Regions from separate parts of the Mus musculus genome. Here region 2 is linked to region 1. The links are chromatin loops, found by intact Hi-C in ENCODE. Cell type or tissue: heart. All regions are shown on one strand. Each heading gives the region's core, and the rest is flanking DNA. Links, peaks and the distances in the headings are about the cores only.

What was found. Hi-C counts contacts between places; a loop is a spot of excess contacts. Peaks named below come from ENCODE experiments on the same cell type or tissue, not always from the same donor. Only the 100,000 strongest peaks of a DNase experiment are listed, where the experiment ranks them.
Region 2: a loop joins it to region 1, with 2.0 times the contacts of the local background. A loop is called at or near these places in 7 of 42 quality-filtered maps.

What each region holds. Positions count from the first base shown.
Region 1 is chr9:84,016,759-84,022,140 of GRCm38, forward strand. All of the region lies in intron 8 of Bckdhb (branched chain ketoacid dehydrogenase E1, beta polypeptide), which reads left to right. Gm46124 (a long non-coding RNA gene) reads right to left here. Exons shown (of 3, transcript XR_001779250.2): 2 at 492-566. Among named protein-coding and RNA genes, the nearest start is that of Gm46124, 5.3 kb to the right of the region's middle. In heart, for the core only: a CTCF peak has its summit at 3,067; no DNase peak of the experiment used is centred there.
Region 2 is chr9:84,250,891-84,256,272 of GRCm38, forward strand. No RefSeq gene overlaps it. Among named protein-coding and RNA genes, the nearest start is that of Gm26146, 65 kb to the left of the region's middle. In heart, for the core only: a CTCF peak has its summit at 2,526 (motif pointing right); no DNase peak of the experiment used is centred there.

The sequences.
Region 1 (5,382 bases), core at 167-5,166:
AAAGGAAAGCAAGAATTGTACCAAGATAAACAATGAAGAGAGTCACAAAGGGACCCAAAGCTGTCCAGGAGTGCCAAGCTGGCTTCCGCTGTCAAACTGGAGGGCCATTAACCAGGGAATCATCGTGATGAAAGTAGCCCAACACAGAACCAAGATAATGAGGCCAACAAGCCAGCGGCCTCATTCAGCAGAAAATGCTGGTCTTGTCTTTCATCTTCCTGAGGTGATTAGAGCTTTCAGGACAGTGGCTTGACAATCTAGGCTCACACACAAATGCAACTAGTACATTTAATAAAGGAAGGAGAAGCCAAATTGATAGAAATGTCAATATTTCTCCTTTCTTCCTCTGGCTGTCTCTTTGATCTCATGATACTAATTTGGTATGTTATTATATTTGTGTTTTGACCTAAGGTGCTACAAATCCTTTTTGAATGTAGATGACATAGACACAGTTAAATAAAATTCTAAAAATAATTTACCTGATTACTTACATATCAGAACACAGAACACTCTCCCCATCACATCAGGACTGAACCTCATATCTCCAAGCTGAAGTTCCATCCACACTGAAAATACAAGTGGCAAAGACAACATTGCAAGTAAGGGTAGCTGTGTTTTCGCTAGGTTTTGACCACTATACAAGGATCTAAGATACTGTTAAAAGTATTTGTAACCAAGTCAAGTGCTTTACTGAGGTTGACTGGATCCACAAAAGTCCTTACTAGTCTCAGATCTGCTAAAGCACAACACCGTTTTCTTCTAAGAGTACCTTACCACACCCTTTTTTGGCAGTATATCTGCAGATTATCTTCATGTGACTTGCCTAAGAAGCAGACTGTAAAAGCTATCAGAATGACAGCTTTGGGAGAGCCTTCTATTATTCTGCTAAGTGGACATAGTGCTAAGGTGACCCATAGTGACTTATTATACCCATAGATTAGTGCAGTTCTCAACCCTCATAGAGAAGTTTTTATTTATGTTAGAGAACAATTAATACAGAGAGCCATCCTTAGCCAGGATTCAGAGAATAAGAAGGCCACACATCCAAGAATATTTGGGCAGTACAGACTGGTCCTCCTGATGGGTTTTAAAAATACCTTTTTGTGCTTCGATTTTAGGTTTTGCTTTTTAATTCTAATTTTCATGTTGACTTCACCGTGCATTTTTGTCTAGGAATGCTTGAGAGCCCAGTGATCATAATTTGTACCTGAGACAAGACTGGTCTATGGTATCGTTTCATAAATCAGAAGCCCATGTTTTACCAAATTCAGACCTCGTTCTATCAGGCTGCGCTTTGGCAGCCTTTTCGCCTCTCATTTCCCAGAGTGCACTGCAGGTGTGCCACTGTCAATGGGATTTTTAGCTGGAGCACATCCTAGTTGTTGGTTCCCTCTCGTAGGCCTGCCCTTCCCATGCCCGAACTGATTGGTTCCCTCTCGTAGGCCTGCCCTTCCCATGCCCGAACTGATTGGTTCCCTCTCGTAGGCCTGCCCTTCCCATGCCTGAGCTGATTGGCTTCCGTTCTTCATAAGCACCTCTCTATGTTGAATCAGTGCTTTTCTCTTTGGAGAATGTCCTAGTACAAGATAGTGCCACAGCTTCCTTTGTTTCCCCTGTCCCCACCCCAAAGCAACATGTACTGGCTGGTTTTGTGTGTCAACTTGACACAAGCCAGAAACATCACAGAGAAAGGAGCCTCAGTTGAGGAAATGGCTCCATGCGATCCAGACGTTAGCCATTTTCTCAATTAGTCATCAATGGGGGAGGGCTCAGCACCTTGTGGGTGGTGCCATCTCTAGGCTGGTGGACCTGGGCTCTAGAAGAAGGCAGGCTGAGCAAGCCAGCAGAAGAAAGCCAATAGGCAGCATCCCTCTATGGCCTCTGCATCAGCTCCTGCCTCCAGGTTGCTTGCGTTCCTTCCCTAACGTTCTCCAATGAGGGATTGTTATCTGGACGGGAAACCCAAGTAAACCCTTTCCTTCCAACTTGGTTTTTGGTCATTGTGTTTTGTTGCAGTAATAGAAGCCCTGTCTAAAACACAATGTTTTTATTTTTCTTATGATTAAAAAGAAAAGAACAAAATCACAAAAGAATATAGATTTTACTTTTTCCATTCTGCCTCCTTTTCCTTAGCACCTTCCCTCACACTTTCCATTTTGTTAAGCATCGGTTATATGGCCGACTCTGGTTGTCCATACACGGGAGCAGTTGTTCTGTGGCTTCAGGTCAGGGGCACCTGTAGCTGTGTGTATTTGGAACTGGGTGGTCATAGGAGATAAGCAACGTGAAATAATTCATTTGTGGCACAGAGCATGGCTTAAATCAGTTGTCCCTGATTCAGTAATGTTCTTTACTTCATTTCTTGATAGCAATTTCTTTTCTTTCCATAAAATACTCTACCAGGATGTTGCCTAAGGGCCAGACAGGTGGTAGCTGGCAGGGTAGGTTAGGAAAGGAAAAGTTTGGGAGCAGAGAGGTCTCACTCAGTAAGAAAAAGGGAGACTTCAGGGAGCTCTGCGCATATCAAAAAGAACCAAGATGGCCTAGCCTTCCCATTTATGCCTTGGTTGATGAGTGCATTTAGATAGAGGAAAACCTACCTTGTGAAGGCTCATCAACCTAACCCTAACTTTGCAACCTTTAAAAGCATCATTTCATTGGGCTGGTTTAGATCACCTTTGATGCCATTTTAAAAGGAAGGTTGCTGCCGTGAGCTGAGTAGTAGTTAAATTTTGGGGCTTTGTACCTCATGGCTGCACCCTGTACTCACGGGAAACTGAGGGCTTTCCTCCCACGTGTTCCTGGTGAACAAGTGCTGCTCATTGGTTTATATGCATTAAAAAAAAATTGGCATTTTAATTCAGTGACTGAAAGCTACATATTTTGCTAGAGGCTATGTGTGTGCAACAGAGGTAATAAGGTAGAGAGAAAGGAAGAGAGTGGGGGCAGAGAAAGAGTAAAAGTTAGAGAGGTTATAGAAAGAAAAGAAGGTAGCAGTGAGAATGACCACGATCACAGATTCTCCATGAGGTAGATCCCAGTGGTTAGTAACTGACCATAGCCACTAGAGGCCTCTCTTAGGCAGGGTTTTAGGGTGAATATCATTAGGTGTCTATAGTGGCATCTGGCTTTGTCATTGCAAATTACTTACATTTTATATTACAGTTCTAAGTAAATATTCTGTCAATAGGTGTATTCTAGTGTATGTGTTATGCTGCAACCTAAGTGGTTTATTAATTTGTATATTTTGTATATTATATCTATCGATGCTCAGCTAGATTGAAGTCAGCTACTTAGGAATCTCGTTTCTAAAAGCCCTTGAGTAAAAGTTGTAGTCAGAGGGTTACTGGGTGAAGTGATGTGTCCTCAACAACACAAAGATGTTTAGTTTTACAGTTATTGATTTAAAGTGTTCTGTTTAACTTTTGAGTGGTTTATTCTTCTCATCATCAACCTTAAGGAAAGGCATTCTAGACTGTTGAATAAAATTGTTTACGTGAATATGGAAAAGGTAACTGATAAATGATTTTAGATTTATCTGTCTGGAAGAAATTTATGTTTTTCTTTAGGAGCAGGGAGACTGAGTCTCCCATTTATTTGGAGTTGGTTGTTACATAGTTTGACTTTACAGAGAGGTTGATCAGGGCTGCCTGTCCCTGTCTGACAGAGTAGTATTTTCAGGTCCAGAACAGGAAAGCGATGGTAGATTGGGGCTTATTTGTCAGGTTTTCTTTCCTGTGTTGTTTGCTTGTTTTTGTCATGGTTCTGTCCAATTGGTTGGGGTGCCAATGGAAGCAGGGTTCACCTTCTTGTGTGCAGTCTTGTAGTATGGCTGCCTCACTTTGTGCTCTCCCATGGCCCATGGCCAGCCAGGTATTCTTAGGTCCCTTGAAGCAGGGACTTGCTCATTTGCTAGATTGCACTAGTCATGAAGAGTGTCTAAAACTATTTTATTTGTTTGTTTATTTAGTGTATGTATGTGTATGAGCGTGTGTCTGTGTGACTGCACACAGGAGGACAATTTGTGATGGGGACCAGAAGTTGAACTCAGGCCATTAGCCTTGACTGAAAGTGACTTTATACAGAGCCATCTTACTGGCCTCCACGAAGAGTACAGTATAGTAGATGCTCTTTATTATAGTTATTAACGATGCCATTGAATTTTAAAATAGCCGATGGTATTTGATCTTTCAATGAAAGAAAGTACAGGAACTTATACTTTCTGAGTCAAAGGGCTGCGAATGTCACTCCTGCCACTTGGTCTGCTTTGGTCGGACTTTGGTCTAGATTTAGAGTTGTTTGAGATAACAACTTTAGGCTTCAACCTAATTTTGTGTAATATATTCTGTATCATAGGATGTAGCAGCCCCATTCTTGGTGAGAGATAAATGGGAACGGTTAAAAGTTCATACACCTGACACAAACCCTCTTGGTTACTCTTAGCAGTTCTAAGTTGACACCAGGGTCAGTTTTACAGGGAGGAAATTGAGTTTGGAGCCAGTGGGAAGGGAGGTGGGAAGGGATGGCTGATGGCTCAGGAAGGGACAGCTGCTTCTCTGGCAGCTGGATTTTTGCCTCTAGCCCTCGCTTTTCTCACACAGCATACAGCTTCCCAAGCAAAGAGTGAGCAGATGTTTGACACAGTTTTGAGATGTGATGACATGAGTGATTTGTGATGATTTGTTTGCGTGCACCTGGAAAGTATAGCAGCCATCGGCAATAGAAGTAGATCAGTGGACGGTGTGAAGCTTCTCCTTGGGGTCATTTCATAGTGGACTCCTCCCTTACCCCTGATTTAACCCTTTCTGTTGCGGTGCGTGGTGAGAAATATCCTTAACTGTTTTAGGAAGAAGGAAATTGAGTCTCAGGAAGACTAGGCCACTTCTGAGTCACTCAGCTAGGAAGTGTCTCTCTTGTAATCCTTCCCCAGGCCTGATCCCCTTCTAGTGTATGGATGCTTCATGTCAGGGTGCTTTACAGTGAAAGTGTTTTAAGCTTTGAGGGTTTTACTGATGCTGCTGAACTTCAGCGTAGACCATGCTTTATAAGATGGGTAGGCATTTCTCACATATATATATATGTATATATATATATATTTCCATTCTTCTAAAAGAGATGACAGAGACACTGCATCTACTCAGTTAACTCAAGCTAACATCTTCCTTTTATTTGATTTATTTTATTTCTGTTTACATGAGCCTGGAGAGAGAAAAATTATACAACTCCGTTTCTCTGGTTCTAGACTTCTTTAGAATATTTTGCAAGTGCTCATTTACATATTTAAATTATGTGAGTTTGTCTCAAGAGTTTCATTTTGTTTACACTATTTGTTGTTGCCCTTCCGAGTCGCAGTGGAAAGAAAGCGATTCGCCACCTCATCTT
Region 2 (5,382 bases), core at 77-5,076, 230 kb after region 1:
GAGGCAGACTTTAAAATGGTAATTGATGTCACTGAGATTGCATTGATATACAGTGCATTCACAGAAGACACATTTCTCAAGTCCAACACATTTATATCAAGAAAGCTAATTAATTATTAAGATAATGTCTTTATGGAGCTCACTTTCGAAACCGACATAGGGAAATATTTTCATTTCCAAATGGTCTGAGTAATTGCATTTTAATGTGTTTTTCTTTTTAGAAGTGGTTATTTCATGTGTTTTTCACGATGATTCAATAAGCTTAAATTTGTTCCTTTCCCAGATGTATTAGTATGATAGTCAATCTTAATTGTCCTCTTGCCTGAATTTACAATCACCATGGAAACTACTTTGGGTTTTGTCAATGATAGTATTTTCAGATAACTTTGACCAAAGAGGTCAGACCCACCCTGAATATGTGCAGCACCTCCTCCTGAGCTGGGCTCCTGAACTGGGAGAACTTGGGCTGAAAACTATTGTTTATTTCTCTCTGCTTCTTGATCATGAATGCATCATTACAAGATACTACACATTACCACATGCCCTCCATGCCACAAGGGCAGGTGTCCCCTCAAATGTAAGTCAAAAATAAAACCTCCTCCCTTTTTCCTTTTTCCTTTTTCCTTCCACATAACATGTTTATTGATGGTCTGGGACAATGAGATTAGTAGTTGATATACGAAGGAACTCAGTTGAAAATTTTCCATCCCCCTTTTTTTTATATATAGTATTGATTTGGTATAGTCTGAGTATTACATTGCCACATTTCTGTCTTCTACTGAAGAAGCAACTGTTAGATTTTAGCCCCACACTGTCATGGACTGAATGAATGAGCTATTCCGAGACCCATTCAGGAGTATAGAAATTGCTCACTTAGCTGCTGAGTATACTGCAAACATTTATTATGCATAAGCCATCTTTGGGATTGGTGGCCCACCATTGGATGTGTGATGTGATCAGACCACACATTATTTGATCAATACAGATATTGAAGAGCTAGCTCATCACTGAGGGGCTTTCTACTTTTAAAGCCCTGTGTGGAATGTGGAGTCTACTGAAACTGTTGGTTTTGATTACGGATCTGTTGTCAATCCTCTGGGCTGCTTACCCTTCTTTGTATAGGTGTTGAATCCTAGAGTTCTGAATAGACATTTTAAGGTACTTTGCCTGAGAAGTCCAGGTTTTGAATGTGATGTTGATACAGAATTCAAATGTCACAATGGCATTTATTGTATATTGACTGAAAATTATAACACCTATTACTTCACTGAACTTTAATCTGGCCAATAAATCAAAGTAAATATTAATGAAATCAAACCATTTTGACTTTAGTAATCTTTTATGATTCTCTAAAATAATCAGACTCTCTACTTCATCATTACTGGCTAATAACCAAAAATAGATGAACTGTGTGGCCAATAATTGAACTCAACCAGAAAAAAAGGATCTACAGGAATCTCATCCTCTTTTGTGAAAGCCTTTGTGCTATTTTGCTTTATAAGACTGTGGTCTGATTTTAAACAGAGGAAAAGATGAAACAGACACTTGTTAATCACACTGGAACTTCTGAAATAACTGTTGCTGCAGGAGATGTTGTCTCAGTATTTCTCTTAAATTTTGCATGAAGACATCCACTCCCCTTGGACACTGCAAGTTTCAGGGGGTGATTTAAGCAGTTCTGAAACACATAATGTCCTTCCCAGTCCGAGTATACAAGCATCACTCCTTGGCATCCATTTAAAAGCAATGCCTTTCAGCAAAGCGAGACGTCTCTCACTTGTAATTGCTCACTGAAAATGTGTTTTCTTATGAGTGCAATCTCTCATGCAAGCTGTGAGGAATAGGGATGGTACCCAGGGAGTTAGTAAAATAATATTGTTGTTTCTCTAGCTAGCTTTTCCAGGTGCAGTGTCTGCCTCTTTCAAACAAAATCTAGTTTCGGAATAGAATAACCCCTCGGCAAGTATCAATAGTCAGAAAAACCGGAGAGGTACGGGACTCATCCAACACAAACAAGATTAAAAATTCAGAGAGAGACAGAAAGCTGGATGTGCAGTGAGCGACTTTTCATCAGCATGTCTGTCTGAAAGAAATTATTTCCCAGTGTTCTTCTTTCCTTTTCTTCACGAACAAGGTCAAGGGTGGTATTCCCAGGCATAATAATGAGGCAACTGTTTTAGGCAGGGAGAAGCATTAATAAACAATGGTGAAGGTTAAGAAGTAGCTTTGATGTTCTGCCCCTTCAAATTGATGTCACAGCCAGAGAATCAGCAGCCCTAACAGATTCTCTGCTGTTCACCCAGGGATCTGCCCTGTGTTTTCCCAACTGCACAAAATTAGAGTCAGGTGGACTTGGGCGTGGTGGCTCGCAGTGTGGAAGAGCTCTTTTGTGGATGCTGACCTGTAGGCCTCCCAAACTCAGTAACTAGTTCCTCTTATTTATATTTACCATTAGGCTCCTCTTCACCTCCAGCTGCGCGGATGCTAGAGCCCTGAAGACAGGAGGAGCAGGCTGGGAGCCAGCAGAGGGCGCATGGCACCCTCCAGCTCCAAGCCAAGGACGCTTCTACCTGTTTCCAGGCAATGGACCAGCCCATTGTCAATAGCAAGGCTGTTTTTTTCCTCAAGCCAGTGTCAGGCAGCTCCTATTGCTCCCTTTCTGTCAGGAGCACCTGGAAGTGCAGACATTGAAAACCCACCAGGCCAGCCTGCAGTATGTTTATCAGAAGGGACCTTAATGAGTCATCCTGTTTTCAAATGGAAATTGCCTGGAATTTGCACATGCACTTTGCAACTGCATTTAAATCAGGCAAACATTAACTATTAATGTGGATGATGTGGGGACAGAAAGATGGGTACAAAACACCAGAATAGGGCTGTATTGTGGCAAGGCCACTCTGTGGGAAAGTTGTAGTAGGCCTGGGTACAGACTATAGCTTACAAAAGAACAATGAAGGACTGAAGAGATAGTTCAGCAGTGAGGCACACTCAATGCTTCTGCAGGAGACCTCGGTTTGGTTTCCAGTAAGTATGGTGGGTCACAACCACATGTCACTCTTGTTCCAAAGGATCCAATGACACATTCTTCTTGCCTCTGTGGGCACCAGGAAAGCATGTGGTGTACTTATATACACACATGCCGTCTAATACTTATACACATAGACTGAAAATAAGTGAACCTTTAAGAAAAGAACAAAGAGGTGGGGCTAAAACGGAGACAGCAGGAGGAGAGTAGTTATACCATCTAACCCTTTGCAGAGTCTCAGGGTGGTGTCACCCGAGAACTGGATGATGTCACATGCCTACTGTGTTCATTCAAGTGATATAAATAACAAAGAGAAAGGAATCTACTGGTTTATGCCTAAAAATTTCTTTGAATTTACACTATTTTATTAAGCAGTCTCTCTTTCTCTCTCTTCCTTTTTGCTTTTTTATACACACACACACACACACACACACACACACATATATATGTTTAATTCTCAAAGCAAAAGTATGAAGGGTGTCATTATTACCATTTTTTTTCAGATCAGTAAATTAGAAGCTAGAAAGGTCAAGTAACTCAATAGAGAAGTAGCAGGCTGAAGTTTTAGCCTTGTGAAGTTGCCTTTAGCAGCTAAACTTAAACAGGAGGCCACGATATCTTGACAGTGTATTTCCAGTACCTTGCCTTACTACTTTGATTCCTCTGACTTACCGGGACTCAATGTTTTTAAGCCTTTACTGGTCATTTAACCTTCGATTTCCAATTGTTTTCTCTGTCAAAGAGGCTTGGCTTATTAACCTAATGAAGACAAGTCAGAAGCTACCTATGTGACAGCCAGACCTGCTCAGTGAGGTGAAGCACCGAGATGAACCTCTCCTCTAAAAGCTTAGGCTGCCTCAACTTATAACCCTAGTTTTACACATTTTACCTTTTGCAATGGGTCCCCCTCTGCAGTCCTCAGACTTGCGATCCTTCTGGCATGGGATTATGGGGGTGCATCCTCACATTAGGAGACCATTTTCACAAATCATAGTGAACATAGAACGCTACCTGGAAATGTGGTTCCAGCAAGTGCAAAGAACTCCCATGTACTGAGCATCCATTTTATAGGAATGAGCTGGATCATTAGCCTGAATCCATGGTAGTGCCCACAGTAAGTGATGCTAACCGGTATCTCTTAGCACAAGCCATTTAGTAACATATGAATTCTTCTTACTTACTTTAATCGAATTCGCACTTCCTGTGTTGCCTATAAGACCAAGCTTTGCTGAGCAGCTTGCTGAATATAACTTTTTATCACTTTCTCTGGGCTAGAATAGTAGAGTACTTAAAGACTTTAAAGAGACTCCCCCTAGGTTTGACCCTTGTCATGATGCATAGCGAGCTGTGCGCTCTTCAGTGAATCATTTAATTTCTTTGTGTTCCGTTTATCAATGACATGGACCTAAGAGCATCAACCTTGTCGAGTTGTGTGTGGTTGAGATGAGTGAGTTGAAGCTGCATCTTTGGAATGGCCACGGAGTTCATAAGTCAGTATTGCCAGTGTGGTCTGTGGTCGCCATCATCTGTGTAGTCCATAAAGTCATCTACAGATTGCTTACGTTGGAGCAATGCTCCTTTTTAAGGCAGCCTTCCTTTAGAACACAGACTATGTTTGGGTTTAGAAAGGGTTAATGGATGTAATGTGTAGTACTAGCTATCTAAGTTATGTGCTTGTCCAAATACGGGAGCAATTCTATTGAATGAGTTTTCCTATCAGCAGTGGAGGCTGTCTGCATGTAGGAGAAACAGAGTTCGGCCTCACCACCATCTGTCTGTCTGTCTTCGGGTTGTTACTTCATCTCTTAGAGACTCAGGACTTTCTGTCTGTTTTTATCTTATGGAGCAGAAATGGCAACATTAAGAGACCTTTTCAAGAGCAGTGTTTCCAGTAACTAACATGGGTGTTGAATAATATAGAGATGCTTTACTTAAATTATGACAAAGTCTGTGCTGTGACAGACATACAAAAACATGGACTATGTTGATTAAAAACATGCTGTGAACGTGTAGAACAGAATAAGAGGCTAAAGAGTGATGTCAAAGAGATGTAGAAAACATGGAAGCCTTCCTAACAGAGGATGCTGGAAAGTTTGAGAACTCTTAAAGTCACACGCGACATGATGGATTCTTTGGCCATACCCCAAAGGAAAATGCCTTTTAAAATTATTCATAAGCACATGAAATTCTTTTCCATTTTTTTCATGGTGTGGTGAGCTCCCCATATATTAGCTTCTGGCAGGGTCTTGGGAGATGTCTCAGTGGGTAAAGTGCCTGCCGTATAAATGTGAGAATACAGTCCGATCCCCAGAGCCCATGTAAAGCCATTTGCAGTTCTGTGGGTTGAGATGGGAAGC